Regions from separate parts of the Homo sapiens genome. Here region 2 is linked to region 1. A link is an interaction called in ENCODE POLR2A ChIA-PET data of the cell type or tissue named here. Cell type or tissue: HepG2. All regions are shown on one strand. Each heading gives the region's core, and the rest is flanking DNA. Links, peaks and the distances in the headings are about the cores only.

Region 1 (7,550 bases), core at 2,259-6,258:
GCCTCAGAGGATGTCTCAAAAGTGTTTGAGATTCCTTCTGGGCCTGTGCTTACGGTGACAATGCCTCTGTATGCATCCTGTTTCCTACACTGCCAGCCTTGGCCCCTCCAGCATGATCCCCTGCTACTGCTGGTACTCTGTTCTAGAGGCCAGCCTTGTTAAGTGCCTTGGCCATGTAGCTTACATCTGCAAAGAAAGAAAATGGTGTTCTCTCTTGCATCATGCTATGTCAGGGGAGAGGCCTGCTCCTGCAGTGGAGTTCTTTGGGCTCCACGGTGTTACAGACTTTGGTGACACAGCATTGCCAGTTTTATTTTTTTTTTCTTCTCTCCAGGGCTAGCATACAACACAAAGATAATTGGGCCAGGGTGGATTCAAATAACAGCTTTTGTGCTGAACCAAGGGTCATTACTCCTTTTGATCCTTAAGTCCTATTGCTAAGCCCAGCTTGCTGTGCCAGAATTTTTCTTCCCCCAGGATAAATTTTCTCCTAGGAATTGCACAGCTCTTGCAATGTAGTATTTGATGCATCTTTCTCCCTCTGATCTCCTCCAGTTTGCTAGAGGACTTTGTACAATTTTTTTTTTTCTTATTCTGTTGGCCAGGCTGGAGTGCAGTGGCACAATCTCAGCTCACTGCAACCTCCGTCTCCTGGGCTCAAACAATTCTCCTGCCTCAGCCTCCCAAGTAGCTGGGATGATAGGCATGTGCCAGCACGCCCAGCTAATTTTCGTATTTTTAGTAGAGTGGGGTTTCACCGTGTTGGCCAGGCTGGTCTCGAACTCCTGACCTCAGGTAATCTGCCCACTTCAGCCTCCCAAAGTGCTGGGATTACAGGCGTGAGCCACCACGCCCAGACATACAAATTCTTTATCCAAGAGGTTCCTGAGGACTCTTATAAACCAGAACTACTGAGGGATGGGGTGCCACTGAAACTGCCCCCACAGGGTTGACAAGAATTGCATGCCAGGTTCTAGACAGAAATATAGTTATAATTTAACATCAATCAGGCTGTACTGTGGCCCACTTCCAGTAAAAGTCACTAGATGCTGACCATTTGCATTCCCATTGTTTCTATAGATAGGATTTCTGACATTAGGGCCATAAGACTGTTTAAAAATTGATTTGCATCCCCATTGTTCCCACAGACAGGATCTCTAACGTTAGACTCATAAGGCTTTTGTTGAAGGATCACTTAAGAGTTTTTTTAGACCTGAATTCCAGCAACCAGTTTGAAGACTCCCACAGGGTCTTACTATATTTCTGTAAGCATGCAATTCTTGTCAACCCTGTGGGGGCAGTATCAGCAGCACCGGCCCTTAGTAGTCCTGGTTTATGAGTCCTCAGGAACCGCCAGGAATGGGATCAGCATGGGAACACGGCTTCTTCATCTCCCTGTTCCACGATGCCACTCTGCACTCTTCGACCAGTCAATGATCTCCACATTTCAGCCTACTCCCAAACTCCTAAAAACCCAAACCCCAAATTCCTTGGGGAGACGGACTTGAGGCTTTCTACCATCTCTTCATTCAGTGACACCACAATTAAACCTCTTTCTCTGCTGCAACTGGGTGTCTCTGAGTATTGACTTGCCATGTACACCAGTCAATGACTCTTTTATGGACACACTACTGCCTTAATTCCTCCCACCAATCATATCTGACCCTCGGTTCTGGCCCCACCCTAGAGCTTCCTAATTCTTAGGAAAGGAGAACAGAGAAAATATCTCTTACACACACACACTCTCTCACTAGCAGGTTAGTGACTTAAAGGTTTAAATTGGAAGCCATGTTTTAAGAACTCCTATTAAATGTTTACAAAACTTTTGTATTTGCACAGCATCCTTTCCCACTGTTCCCACTTTGATAATCACCCCCTCATTGGTTTTTGGTACCACTCAAGTTAAAATATTTGGGTCTTTGTGATACACAGAGACCAGGGAAGCAGAGAAAGGTCTACAGGAAAATGTGCAATGGATAGCCTCCATGCCCAGGTGCCAGTCATCATCCATCACCACCTCTTAGGAGATGGAACCCAATGGATGGTCCCAACACAAAGGAGATGCTTATTATTCCCTGCAAAATTATCATGGATCTCAGGCCCTGTCTTTTTAGACTTTGGGTGGAAACTTCCCCTTTGCATTTCTGTTGTCCCCTGGACAAAGGAGATGGAATTTTATGTCAGCCATGATTCAAGTTAGTCAATACAAACCTGGCTGACACACTATTGAAGAAAGCATTTTATATGATGCTGCAGGTAGGTGTGCCCTGGAATTTTAGCTGCCTTCAGCTAAAATACTCATGTAAATGCTCACTTCAAAATGTATGTGCAGGTCAGATCCTGGGACAGATGCCAAGATGCTGCTAATATTGTTTTGTTAGGCCATGATTCTGTGGTGGTTTCTTAAATGCAGTCTTATTGCCATCTTCCTTTCAACAGCACTGGGCACACAGTTGGTATTAAACATGCTTATTAAAGAACTGGATGAAAGAAGTAGTGGTAGAAATCATCTCTTAAATTAGATGCCACGATTTGGGGATCTTTTCATTTTTTTAAGGATACAGAAATTTTCATTGTAGGAAACACTGGAAAGAGAATTGATATAGAGCCCATTTGAATATTGTCTAGACATTGATAAACATGGACTAACACACAATCACAATTCCAATGTACAAAGATAGGGAAATAATATAGCTATGTCTTATTTATCATTTCATTTGGATGTACTTCTATGCTTTAATAAGTTACAATATTAGAGCTGGAGGAGATTTGCCAGATGCAAAAACTGAGGTCTAAAGAAATGAAGTGACTTGCCCAAGGTCACACATTAGTTAGTAGCAGGTTCTGGACCACAGTTCGGACGTCTCAATGCCTACTGGCATTTTCTCTTCTATTGCTTGCTCATAATGAGGCTTTCTCCTTAGCTGTATTTTTGCTACCATATCACACGAATGTCTCCCCCTTTAATTTTGAAGTCCACTGTGCCAGAGGCGAGCCAGTCTCACTCCTTGAGAAAGGCTGCTGAAAGCAGTTTTTATTTCACCTATATCACCAGATTTTAGTCATTCTCTGGCTTAATAACATCTCTGATGAATTGGTGGAAACACTGCTGTCTGAAATATTTCTGAGTCACAACACAGCTCTGCATTTCACGAACTATGCTAATTTTAAGAGGGGCAACATTATTGTGGAAACAATTTGCTTAGAAATGCCATGAGTTTCCCTTCTCTTCTTCTTATCTTCTTATTTTTTTCTCTCTCTCTCTCATCACACACATACAAACACACAAACCCCAATTATTTCCTGCCTTCAAAGGTCTAAAAAGGAGCTGGAAAATTATCCATGTTCTTCCCCTTAGACCTGACCACACCTGTATATCTCAGATACGAGCAAATGTGGCTGTTTGTACAGAGAAATCCTCCCTCAGAAGCGCCTTCGGCTTCCAATAACTCTCATTAGGACTGAGGCCCGTGTGAGTGCATAGCACACATAGGCACAGTGTGGGCAGCCAAGCTAACCAGAGAACGCCCCCAACCCCCACCACTGGAAGCCCACTAAAGGCAGTGCAGATGGAGAGGGGTAAAAAGTTAACCCACAGCTACGTTTTCTACACACATAATGCCGGGCTCTATCAGGAAGCTTTTCCTGGGAGACAGGCCTGAATAGTCACACTGGCTCAGAGCTTGTTTCTGGTGAAAGATTCTTTGAATTTGTCATACCATCTTCTTATCAAGAAATCTTTCCTATTCTAACCTCTCACAGGAAAGGTCATTGCTATCACTTCTCACTGACCACTGTGAACACACAGGGGAGGAGGTGACTATCTCTGAGTCACTGTTGACTGTTAGCTTCCTCCAGGGCAATCATCTTCCCAAGAAAGGCACATCTGTCCTCTTACTATGATCTAGCAGCTGCTGATGTGAAATCTGTTGAATAGACCTTTATTGAGAGCATCTGTGTGCTGAACTCTTAGTAGATGAAGATAAATAATGTGAACCCTGCATTTGAGAAACTTATGATGGAGTAGAAAAGATGATATCACTAATGATGATGGTAATAACGATTAGTATATGCCAGGCCTTTTACTAACTCATTTTAATTCCCACATCTACCCTATTAAATATTATTTGTAAGGAAGCTGAGGCTCAGAGAGGTTATGTGACTTGCCTAAGGTCACACAGCTAATTAGTGACAAAGCCATACTGCCTTTCTCCAAAGACCATGGTGCCAACCACTGTGAAAAAGCAGACAATTTCAGCAGGTGGTAAGAACTGTAGAGGAGTGTGTTCAAGGCACCTTGGGAGCACAGAGAGGCCATCTCACAGTCCGGGGAGTTAGAAAAGGCTTCCTGGAGATGTTCTCTGAGTGGCCTCGGGCCCCAAATCCCTCATCCAAAGGCAGAGTGACTCATGCAGTCACAAAGGGTGGTCATCACCTCTACCTCCACGAAGCCCATTGAGTCTCCACCCACATTTTCCTCCTCCACATCTTGGCTGGACGTGACCTGCCCAAATTGCTGTTGGTCCTCGTACCAGACTCTTCTTCAGTGGGATTTACCCTTCTTATCCTTCTGCACCCTGGCACCCCCAACTCGGGTGGCTCAGTTTCTGTACAGTCTAAAGCAAGTAAGAGAATTGGCTGCTTTGGCTGCTGCCTCCCTTTCACCATTAAGTGAACCCGAGTGGCAGGGGAGGAGAATCAGTGCATTGAATCCGAATATATCTGGGATGGAGTGACTCCATTACAAACGCATTGTGTCATATTTGAACAATATAAGGATTCTTTCCTTCTCTCTGAGAGCCCACAGCTGCAATATTTCTATGCTGCTTTGCAGACTGTTATCACAGTTTTAATGAAGTGTAGTTGGTTTGAAGTAAAGTCTGTCAGTTCTCATGAAAAGAATTAAATTTTGGTCTTGCACTGCATATTCAGCTCTAAAACAGGACTCAGGGCTCATTATTCAGCAAACAGTAATTTGTTTTCATCCCCAAAATATTAATTGTGCTGCTGCATTTTCACCTGATGGGATGATGAGCTCATTATTGAGAAGGGTTTGCCCATAGGAAACGACTGATTACAATTATCTAGAAACCAATTGCTCAGAAAGAATTTGAAAGGGCCAGACATGGCAATGCCTAAGGGGCCCTCAGCTGGAAAAAGAAAACTAATTACCATTCACAATCTAGTGACATCCAAGGCAAACCAGTATGACCATTAGGATGTTTAAAATATTTGTAAAAGTTCTCTGGGGGCACTTTGTTTTGTAGCAATAATTAGTGATTATGAACATAGGGCCAGGGAATAAAACAAGGTTGTTTAGGACAACCCTTAATCTTCAATTAAGCCTATATGTCAAATGGGTAAAACTATCTCTCTTCTGGCTTATAGGTTGCCAATAACTTTAATCTCAGAGGTCTGCACATAAATAGCTGCTCAATAAATATTTGTTGAATGAATAAACAAATCTGAAGGCCTGTTCTGGCTATCCTGGCTTTTCCAGAAGTGATTTTCAACCAGACATTCTACTGTAGATTCCAAGAAGCAATCTAATTTTTCCAACCACGGCTCTGGAAGGTGCAGAGAACATGATTCATAAGGGAAAAAGAAAGAAAGAAAGGGAGAGAGAAAGAGACAGAGAGAAAGAGACAGAGAGAAAGAAAGGAAAAAAGGAATGGAGGGAGAAAGGGATGGAGGGAGAGAGGGAAGGAGGTAGGGAGGAAGGGAAGGGAATGGAATGGAAGGGAAGGAAAGAGAAGAAGTAAGGAAGGGGAAGGGAGGGAGGAAGGAAGAGAGAAAGAGAGAAAGGAAGGAAGAGAGAAAGAAAGAGAGAGAGGGAGGAAAGGAGGGAGGGAGGGAGGAAGGAAGGAAAGAAAAGAAAAGAAAGAAAGAGAGAGAGACTGGGCATATTGGCTTATGCTTGTAATACCAGCACTTTGGGAGGCTGAGGCAGGAGGACTGCTTGAGGCCACGAGTTCGAGGCCAGCCTGGGCAACATAGTGAAACCCTGTCTCTATAAAAATAAAAATAAATTTAAAAATTAGCTGGTGTGGTGGTGTGTGCTTATAGTCCTAGCTACTCAGGAGACTGAGGTAGGAGGATCACTTGAGCCCAGGAGTTGGAGGCTGCAGTGAGCCATGATCATGCCACTGTATTCCGGCCTGGATGACAAAGCGAGATCCTGTCTCAAAAAAAAGAGAGAGAGAGAGAGAGAGAGAAAGAAAGAAAAGAGAGCTATTAGGAGAAGATAAGGGACAGGGAAAAATAAAAGGGGTTGCAGACAGTCAGGAGGGACAGGAGAGAATATAAGAGGAAAGAAGGGCAGTGGGGTGGGCAGACTGAAAAGAGGAGGGTGACTTGGGAGAGCAGGCATCTAGTAAAGCAGTTAAAGGCCTAAGAGCAGCTTTAAATAGCTCTGAGTTCATCAAAAACAAGTGATATGACCTGGTAGTCTCAATAAATGAAAAGCAGAAATAGCCCCTTGGGAGGAATCTGTGTCTCTGGTGGTTTAACAGACTAAATAAAAAGGTTAAAAGAAAGAAAGAGAGAGAGAAAAAAAACGGTCTCAGCTTAAAAAATCTGTAGTCTTCCTAGAACTGTCAGGGAGTTCACTTACACAGTGATGAGAAAGGCCCTAGTTTCCAAAAGGGACTTTTCTAGAGAGAGACTCTAAAATAATTGCCACACCCACAGGTTAGAGCGCTGGTTGTGGGGAAATAAAGTCTGCTTATGCCAGAAAGCAGACCTAACTTATTCAGATAATATAGACTCTTTCCTTCTGTGAAATTTGGCTGGTATCATTGCTTTGTATACTGGCCACCATCAGAATTATGGTTTTGCCTGCCCTGCGCAGCAACTTAAAATGCTCATAATAGGCAAGTTCTTCATTATGTCTAACCTATATCTCTCTTGCTTTAATATAAGTTTCTTTTTTTCTCTCCAGCCTCATCAGAGGAGGAGATTAATTAGTGTCTATCTTCTGTACAGTATATTCCTTCACAGTCTTTACTCATTCATTAGCCTTCTCCCCCAAGGAAAGCTTTGAAAAATAACTAAATAGATAATGAGACCTGTTCCTGCTGCCTTTTTCTAACAAATCCTAATACTCAGTATTACGGACCTGCCATGGAGAAGAGAATCACAACAAAGAAATTTTCAGATTAAGAATTAACTGCATATTTCTTAAGCATTTGGTATAGATTAGCACCCAAACATTAACCACATAGTCTTCCAAACATTTTTATAAGACTGATCCAGGCAGGAATTATCACCTCCACACGAGGGAAGAAAATAGAACTGTTCCTTTCCCTAGCAGGTTATCAGCACAGCCAGAAGAAACCCCCAGTGTCTGGGCTTGAACTTTCTTGCCCTGCCTACAGCCCAAAATATCCTTCAGAAAGAAAAATTCTTTCAAAATGGGCATGTCTTCAAGTTAAAAGTCCAGAAAAAAATCTCAAGGAAAATCTGAGAGCCACAGCCACAACAGGCAGCTTGTTCCCGCTCTCTTGGCCATTCTAACTCTTCCCTCCACCTCCCGACTCATCCTCCCGTCA
Region 2 (7,550 bases), core at 1,601-5,600, 210 kb before region 1:
ATTTTACAGGTAATTTGGTAAATTCCATAATGTCAGGGCCCATGCCCATCTAATTCTCCAGGAATTGTATCCACCACTGCTCTCCTGTATTCGACAGCCCATGTTTGATATTTTCTTTATGGTAATCATGGGAGGCATATATAGACTACAGCATTTGCTCTGTGACTAGCTGAAAACAGCTTCCCATTCAAACATTGTCCCACTCCAAACATCAGTGTTTTCCCCCATCCCTCACCCTGCTGGTAAAATCCTTTTAGCCAAATAAAATGCTTCCCAAAAGATAAGTTCATCAAAAGCCCTCACAACTCTAAACATTAGTCTTGCTAGGCTGACTCATCCTTCCCCCACCCCAGTTATATAAGGTAGATTCCTTGTGGTCCCTCAATCTCATACCCTTGTCCCTACAAGCTGGTTTCAAGGACAGTGGCTGGTACAAGATATTCTTAAACTGACACTCCCAACTCAAATCTACCAACCACTACCTTAAACCCTTGGATTGAATAAATTTGTTCCCAGTGTCTTTTCCTTGATTTTCTTTCTCTAGCTTCCTCTGTCCTCATAATTACTGTTTTTCCTCTTGAGTGCAAATGAGTCTTTCCTTCCTTATGTCATCTCCTAAACCTCCCTGAAGGAATTCTCTTGTGAGTTCTGGCAATTATAAAAAGTAGCAAGGGGCCAGGTGCAGTGGCTCACGCCTGTAATCCCAGCACTTTGGGAGGCCGAGGCTGGTGGATCAGGAGGTCAAGAGATTGAGACCATCCTGGCCAACAGGGTGAAACCTCATCTCTATCAAAAATATAAAAATCAGCTGGGCGTGGTGGCACATGCCTGTAATCCCAGCTACTTGGGAGGCTGAGGCAGTAGAATTGCTTGAACTTAGGAGGCAGAGGTTGCAGTGAGCCGAAATCACGCCACTGCACTCCAGCCTGGTGACAGAGCTAGACTCTGTCTCAAAAAAAAAAAAAAAAAAAAAAAAAAAAGTAGCAAGGATGCTAAAGATCAGTTTTAAAAAAATGAAAGTAAGTGTACATTTGGTTCTGGAAACCACATGCTTTTATGCTATCTTAGTCACTAGCAGAGAAGGGTTCCTTGACAAGGAATCAGGCTATAATATTACTTAATACTTAGTATCAAGGCAGGACTGCAAGGTGATATTTACCATGACTCTCCTTGTACCAAGGGCTGGATTTCTAGCAACTCCTTCCCTGGGGCCAAAGTCTAATACTTTTATGGCCAAAAGAAGTTATGTAACAAGTCAGAGGAGATGAAGGCGGGAATTAGATCCAGGTCCAAAGTGTCAGTGGCATTGTGCACAAAAAACTGACTCCTAGAGGGAATAAAGGTCAAAGCTGATCTGACCACTTGGCAGTTTGAGGATGTCATTAGTTGGATAAAACGTCTGAAGTCTGGCCGGGCGTGGTGGCTCACGCCTGTAATCCCAGCACTTTGGGAGGCCCAGGCGGGCGGATCACCTGAGGTCAGGAGTTCGAGACCAGCCTGACCAACATGGAGAAACACTGTCTCTACTAAAAACACAAAAATTAGCTGGGCGTGGTGGCGGATGCCTGAAATCCCAGCTACTTGGGAGGCTGAGGCAGGAGAATCACTTGAACCCAGGAGGTGGAGGTTGTGGTGAGCCAAGATCGCGCCATTGCACTCCAGCCTGGGCAACAAGAGTGAGACTCCGTCTCAAAAAAAAAAAAAGGCTGAAGTCTAACCCATTCAAAAGGGGTAGCTTGCACCTCATCTGCCAGCTCTACACTGAAATAAGAAAGGAAGCCCAGCTTCTGACGCTTCTTCCAGCAGTCAGTAGGATGGCTTGACAACCAGCACCAGACCCTAATCATCCCTTCACCATACCCCAGTGGGAAAGTATCCCTAGTACAGGGTTCAACAACACTCTGTCTCTAAGGGTGACAAACAAGAGGTTTACAAGCTAGTTTAACTGAGGTGAAGGGAGACCTGGAAAGAGGCAGTAGATGTGTCCTTGGATGGCCACACTTGTCTAATTGACGTCTTTGTGTGAATTACAAGGTTCTCATTCTGGGCCAGGTGCGGTGGCTCACACCTGTAATCCTAGCACTTTGGGAGGCCAAGGCAGGCAGATTGCCTGAGCTCAGGAGTTCGAGACCAGCCTGGGCAACACGATGAAACCCCATCTCTACCAAAATATGAAAACTTAGCCAGGCATGGCAGCATGCACCTGTAGTCCCAGCTACTCGAGAGGCTGAGGCAGGCGGAGGTTGCAGTGAGCCAAGATCACACCGCTGCACTCCAGCCTGGGCAACAAGCAAGACTCCGTCTCAAAAAAAAAAAAAAAAAAAAAAAACCCTCACTCTGGATGGACACAGCACCATGCGTGCACAGCTTGGATGGAATGCTAACTGGATTTTGGCCCCCATGGCTTTCTATACTTGGGAACAGTGCACAACACACAGCCACACAGTGCTGCCCCATTCCATAGTTCAGAACTAGAAATAAATTAGGTTCAAGGCAGTGTTGAAAAAGATAGTAGGTCTCATGTCTGGGTCAGCCCAACCCAAAAGCAGCCTTCTCACATTCTTCTGCAGACTCCTCTGGGGCATCAGTCCGTGCCATGTGAGCTAAGAGAAGAGGGTGTTAGGAGGAGCAAGAGTGGAGGGGACACGGTGGCCCTGCCAGGACTCACACTCAAGCCAGCCATGTCCTAACCATACTTTGACACAGCCACTGAGGCCCAATACACACCCATCATCAGCTCAGTCACCACCATCTGTCCCTGAGGAAAATTATAGAAGAACTCATGCTTGCTTATTCTGGGATACATTTGGGGATCCAACAATGATATATGAAAAATCAGGCTGAATGGCATGGTCACCAATTAAAAACAAATAGGGAAAGGCATGCAAATCAGGATCTAACGGATTCTAAAAGAAGAGGAATGGGACTACACCCATCCCATCACTACTCCAAACACCAAGAACAGATAAAACGTAAAAAGATATTTAAAAGGGATGCTCTAAAGCAAGATAATGATCTCTTTTGGCCCAACTGATTTCAGCTCTTCAGGATTCATGGGAATTCCACACATGGTGGGTACCCTGAGCCAAGCTCACTATGAGAAATCAGGACTATACCAGTGTCTCCCACCCATCCTACCAGTGACATAAGAGCTACTACAGCTGCTGCCTGACGTTTAAGCCTCCTGTGAAGCTTCAAACAAAGGGAGACAGAAGGAAACTGTCACAGTCCTGAAATTAAAGTAACTTATCCTGAGCAAGCTGCCACAAACGCAGGGACTGGACTTGTGACCTATTCAGTCCCCACTACCCATAAAATACCTGGTTCTGAGCTGACATTCCAGGGGGACTAAGGGAGAGACAACCATTCAGGAAGGAATGAGTGAAGAAAGAGGGAAAGAGGGACACTCTCTAAATGAAGAAAACCAACAAATGTCAGCCAACACAGCAAATGCAATGGAAAAAATAATCCAAAAAGGGTATATATATTTTCAGGATCTTCACAGAGATAGTGGAAGGAATAACATTCATTTAAAAGATGAAATGAAAACATGCACAAATGAAATTAGAAGAGGTAAATGAAAAATATGATAAATGAAAAATACAGAAACCGAAAAGCTTAATGAATTAGATCACCTCTAGTCTGTACACTCTCAAAAAAAGATTAGGGAATTGAAAAACTATGCTGGGAGTACACTACTGAGAAGGAGAAAAAATTATGAATGGGCAGTTAAGAGACATGGAGAATATACAGATACCCTTCAAAATATAATCAAGTGCAGAAAAACAGAGAGTTGGAATTAGAAGGGCAGCAGTATTCAAAGGATTAGTGGCTAAAAATTTGCAAGAACTGAAGAAACACAAGAAACCACATTTCGAAATGCATTCTGTAAAGCAAGGTGAATCAATAAAAATAAATTCACAACCATAGTGTGTTGTCAAACTACAAAACATTGTAAAAATTACTAGAGAAAAGACAAATTCCTATGAAGGAATGACAATTAGACTGACAATGGGTTTTCCATCAGCTACAATCAATGCCAAAAGAAAATGGAGTATAGTTCCCACATACTGAGAGAAACTAATTATCTACCTTGAATTCTATATGTAGCTATTTAGGCATAATAGACAAACAGAGTTTACCACTCACAGACTCCCACTGAAAAAAACATTTAAAAACTGAAGAATGCACTTCAGGAAGAAACAATCCAGAGAACAATGAGGAGAGAAATTGACAAAAATATAATAGTGGTATATTTAATTCTTAACCATAAAAATAACTATTTTGTGGGGTTTTGGGGGGGTTTATTTAAAGGTAAAATAAAACTCTAGACAACAACAAGAAGAAAGATACGTGGAGTATCTGTACAGGGGGAGGGGAGGAATCAATAGATTATTTTCTTATCCATAGGAGAAGAGATATACTGAATAAACACAGGCCTTATAGACATTTCAAAATTGAAGTATGTGTTAAAACTGTAAGGACAACTAATAAAACAAGAAAAATACATCATATATATTCCAAGCCAACAAAGGGAATGAAGGGGAATAGAGAAAAAAAAATCCCACAGAAGGTAGAAAAGAAAAAAAAGGCAGCAAGGAGAAAGGGTGATTGCGGCAGAAGTGCCCAGATGTCTGCCAAAGGTCTGTGTTCCTCTACCACGTGAGGGAGGGTCGTTGGAAGTGGCTGCCACAGTAACTTTATTTCCTAGGTCCCTCTTGCATCTAGGTGGGACCATGTGACTAGTTCTCATCTATGAAATGTGAGAGGTGACATAAATTACTTCCAGGCTAATGTGGTTAAAGAAGCAGGTGTGTCTACTCCACTGCCTCTTTCCCTTTCTGTGGTGATTATGCACCCCACACATACGGAGTGACAGAGCCACTAGATGGAAGGAAGGAGCCTGGTTTCCTGAACGACTGCAAGGGGCAGACCATCTATCCTATCTGTGCCACTGACTGGATTTCACATGATAAAATATAACTGCTTTATATTTTAGATAAAATATAACTGCTTTATATTTTAGATAAAATATAACTGCTTTATATTTTAGATAAAATATAACTGCTTTATATTTTAGATAAAATATAACTGCTTTATATTTTAGATAAAATATAACTGCTTTATATTTTAGATAAAATATAACTGCTTTATATTTTAGATAAAATATAACTGCTTTATATTTTAGATAAAATATAACTGCTTTATATTTTAGATAAAATATAACTGCTTTATATTTTAGATAAAATATAACTGCTTTATATTTTAGATAAAATATAACTTTTATATTTTATAATATACATAAAGTATAATTATTTTATAAACTATATAAGTATTACTATATATATAAATATTAAATATAATTATTTTATCATGTAAAATCTAATCTTCAATGTGCTGAGCCACTGAGGTCTCCGGATTAATCTGTAACCTCAGCCAACACTGCCTTAAGTAATATAAATGGTAAACAGGAAACACAAAATAAGCCAAACATATCAACAATCACAAAAATGTAAATAGATTAAGGCAGGAGTTGGCAAACTATAGCTGGCAGAACAAATCTACCCATGCCCATTTATTCACGTGGCCTGAGGCTGCTTTTGAGTAGCTGTAACAGATACTGTATGACCCACAGAACCTAAAATATTTACTGGCTGACAGAAAAAAGTCGCTAACCCCCAGATTAAATCTACATATTTTAAAATGGAATGAGATTGGTTTAATTTTTAAGATCTGAACAATGCTATTTATGACAAACATAATTTTGAAAATCACACCAAAGACTAGAAAATACACAGAAGGATAAAGATATTCCAAGCAAATATTAACCAAAAGGATACATACTTAGCAATATTGATACAATATAAAAGTTAACCACAACTGCATTAATATGGATAAGTAAACTACATTAAAAAAGTAAACTACATAAAAATAAAATTAAAAAGATATACCCACAAAATATAACAATCTTGAACTTATAAGTGCCTCATTACATAAAGCAAAAATAAGAGTTACAATGAAAATTTTTTCAGAACTATAAATAAAGAGGCAAATCTTACCACAAATCTTTCAGAAACTGATAAACCAATAAATTTTGGTTAAAGAAGCAGCAGTTAAAAGATTTGAAAGCTGTGAGAGAACAGGTGAGGGTTTCAGAACCACCCGAGGGGCTTGTTCAAGTAACACATACACTGCCCACCTTATCCAGAGAGAAGAAAAGTGAGAGATCCTTTGAGAACAACTGATTCAGTATATCTCTTTGATTGTGGAAGAGGGGCATACCTTAGGGGTGTTATGCTATTGTCTCAGTATGATTTGCGCTGCTATAACAAAATACCTAAGACTGAGTAATCTATAAAGAAGAGAAATGTATTCTGTCACCGTTCTGGAGGCTGGAAAGTCTAAGATCAAGGCATCAGCAGGTTCAGTTGTCTGGTATGGTCTGATCTCTGCTTCCAAGATGGCACCTTGAATGTTGTGTCCTCACATGGCACAACATTAAGCCCTCCTTTAAGCCTTTTTATAAAGGCACTAATCCCATTCACAAGGGATGGAGCCCTCCTGACCTAATCACCTCTTAAATGTCTCACCTCTTAACAGCATTACATTAGCCATTAAGTTTCAACATTTGAATTTTGGAAGTGGAAGGGACACATTCAAACCATAGCAGCTATGATTGAAAAATTAAAAAAAAAAAGGTTAAGAACTGTCTTTCTCCAGGTGGGGAACAGCAGTCAATCTCAATGATAAGTGCTCTGAAAAGAAACATATGTTGATTTACCAAGTATTTAAATCGTTTCCAACACGAGCTTCTCCATAGCTACCAGGGATATAAAAGGACTGGAATAAGAAGAACAAAACATCTGTTGTAACAGTGATCAGGTATCTCTCCTGAATTTCTGAATAATTGTTCCTAAAATTCAAAATGGGTAAAAGCTTTGTCTTATTATTACAGATTCAGTTTAACTAAATAAGAACGGCTCAAAACAGGTAATATTTTTTAAGTTGTTCAAAACAATCTATATATTGACCCAAAATGTTGGCCATCCAGCTTTAGGGAAATTTTATCAACAGACAATGTATTAAAAGGTACTCCATTCCCTTTAAAAGTTCAAGGTCCAGACCGGGCGGGGTGGCTCACGCCTGTAATCCTAGTACTTTGGGAGGCCGAGGCAGCGGATCACGAGGTCAGGAAATCGAGACCATCCTGGCTAACACGGTGAAACCCCGTCTCTACTAAAAATATAAAAAATTAGTAGGGCATGGTGGCGGGCGCCTGTAGTCCCAGCTACTCGGGAGGCTGAGGCAGGAGAATGGCTTGAACCCGGGAGGCGGAGCTTGCAGTGAGCCGAGATGGCGCCACTGCACTCCAGCCTGGGCTACAGAGCGAGACTCCACCTCAAAAAAAAAAAATAAAAATAAAAATGAAAATAAAAAAAATTCAAGGTCCAGCCGGGCTCAGTGGCTCACGCCTGTAATCCCAGCACTTTGGGAGGCCGAGGCGGGCCGATCACGAGGTCAGGAGATCGAGACCATCCTGGCTAACACGG

Evidence for each region. ChIA-PET counts read pairs that join two places held together with the same protein. Peaks named below come from ENCODE experiments on the same cell type or tissue, not always from the same donor. Only the 100,000 strongest peaks of a DNase experiment are listed, where the experiment ranks them.
Region 2: POLR2A ChIA-PET joins it to region 1 with 5 read pairs; 3 of 35 experiments call an interaction of 5 or more read pairs at or near these places.

Annotation. Positions count from the first base shown.
Region 1 is chr14:32,007,015-32,014,564 of GRCh38, reverse strand. No RefSeq gene overlaps it. Among named protein-coding and RNA genes, the nearest start is that of ARHGAP5-AS1, 66 kb to the left of the region's middle. In HepG2, for the core only: no CTCF peak of the experiment used is centred there; a DNase peak (open chromatin) is centred at 3,814.
Region 2 is chr14:32,214,740-32,222,289 of GRCh38, reverse strand. No RefSeq gene overlaps it. Among named protein-coding and RNA genes, the nearest start is that of RNU6-8, 15 kb to the right of the region's middle. In HepG2, for the core only: no CTCF peak of the experiment used is centred there; no DNase peak of the experiment used is centred there.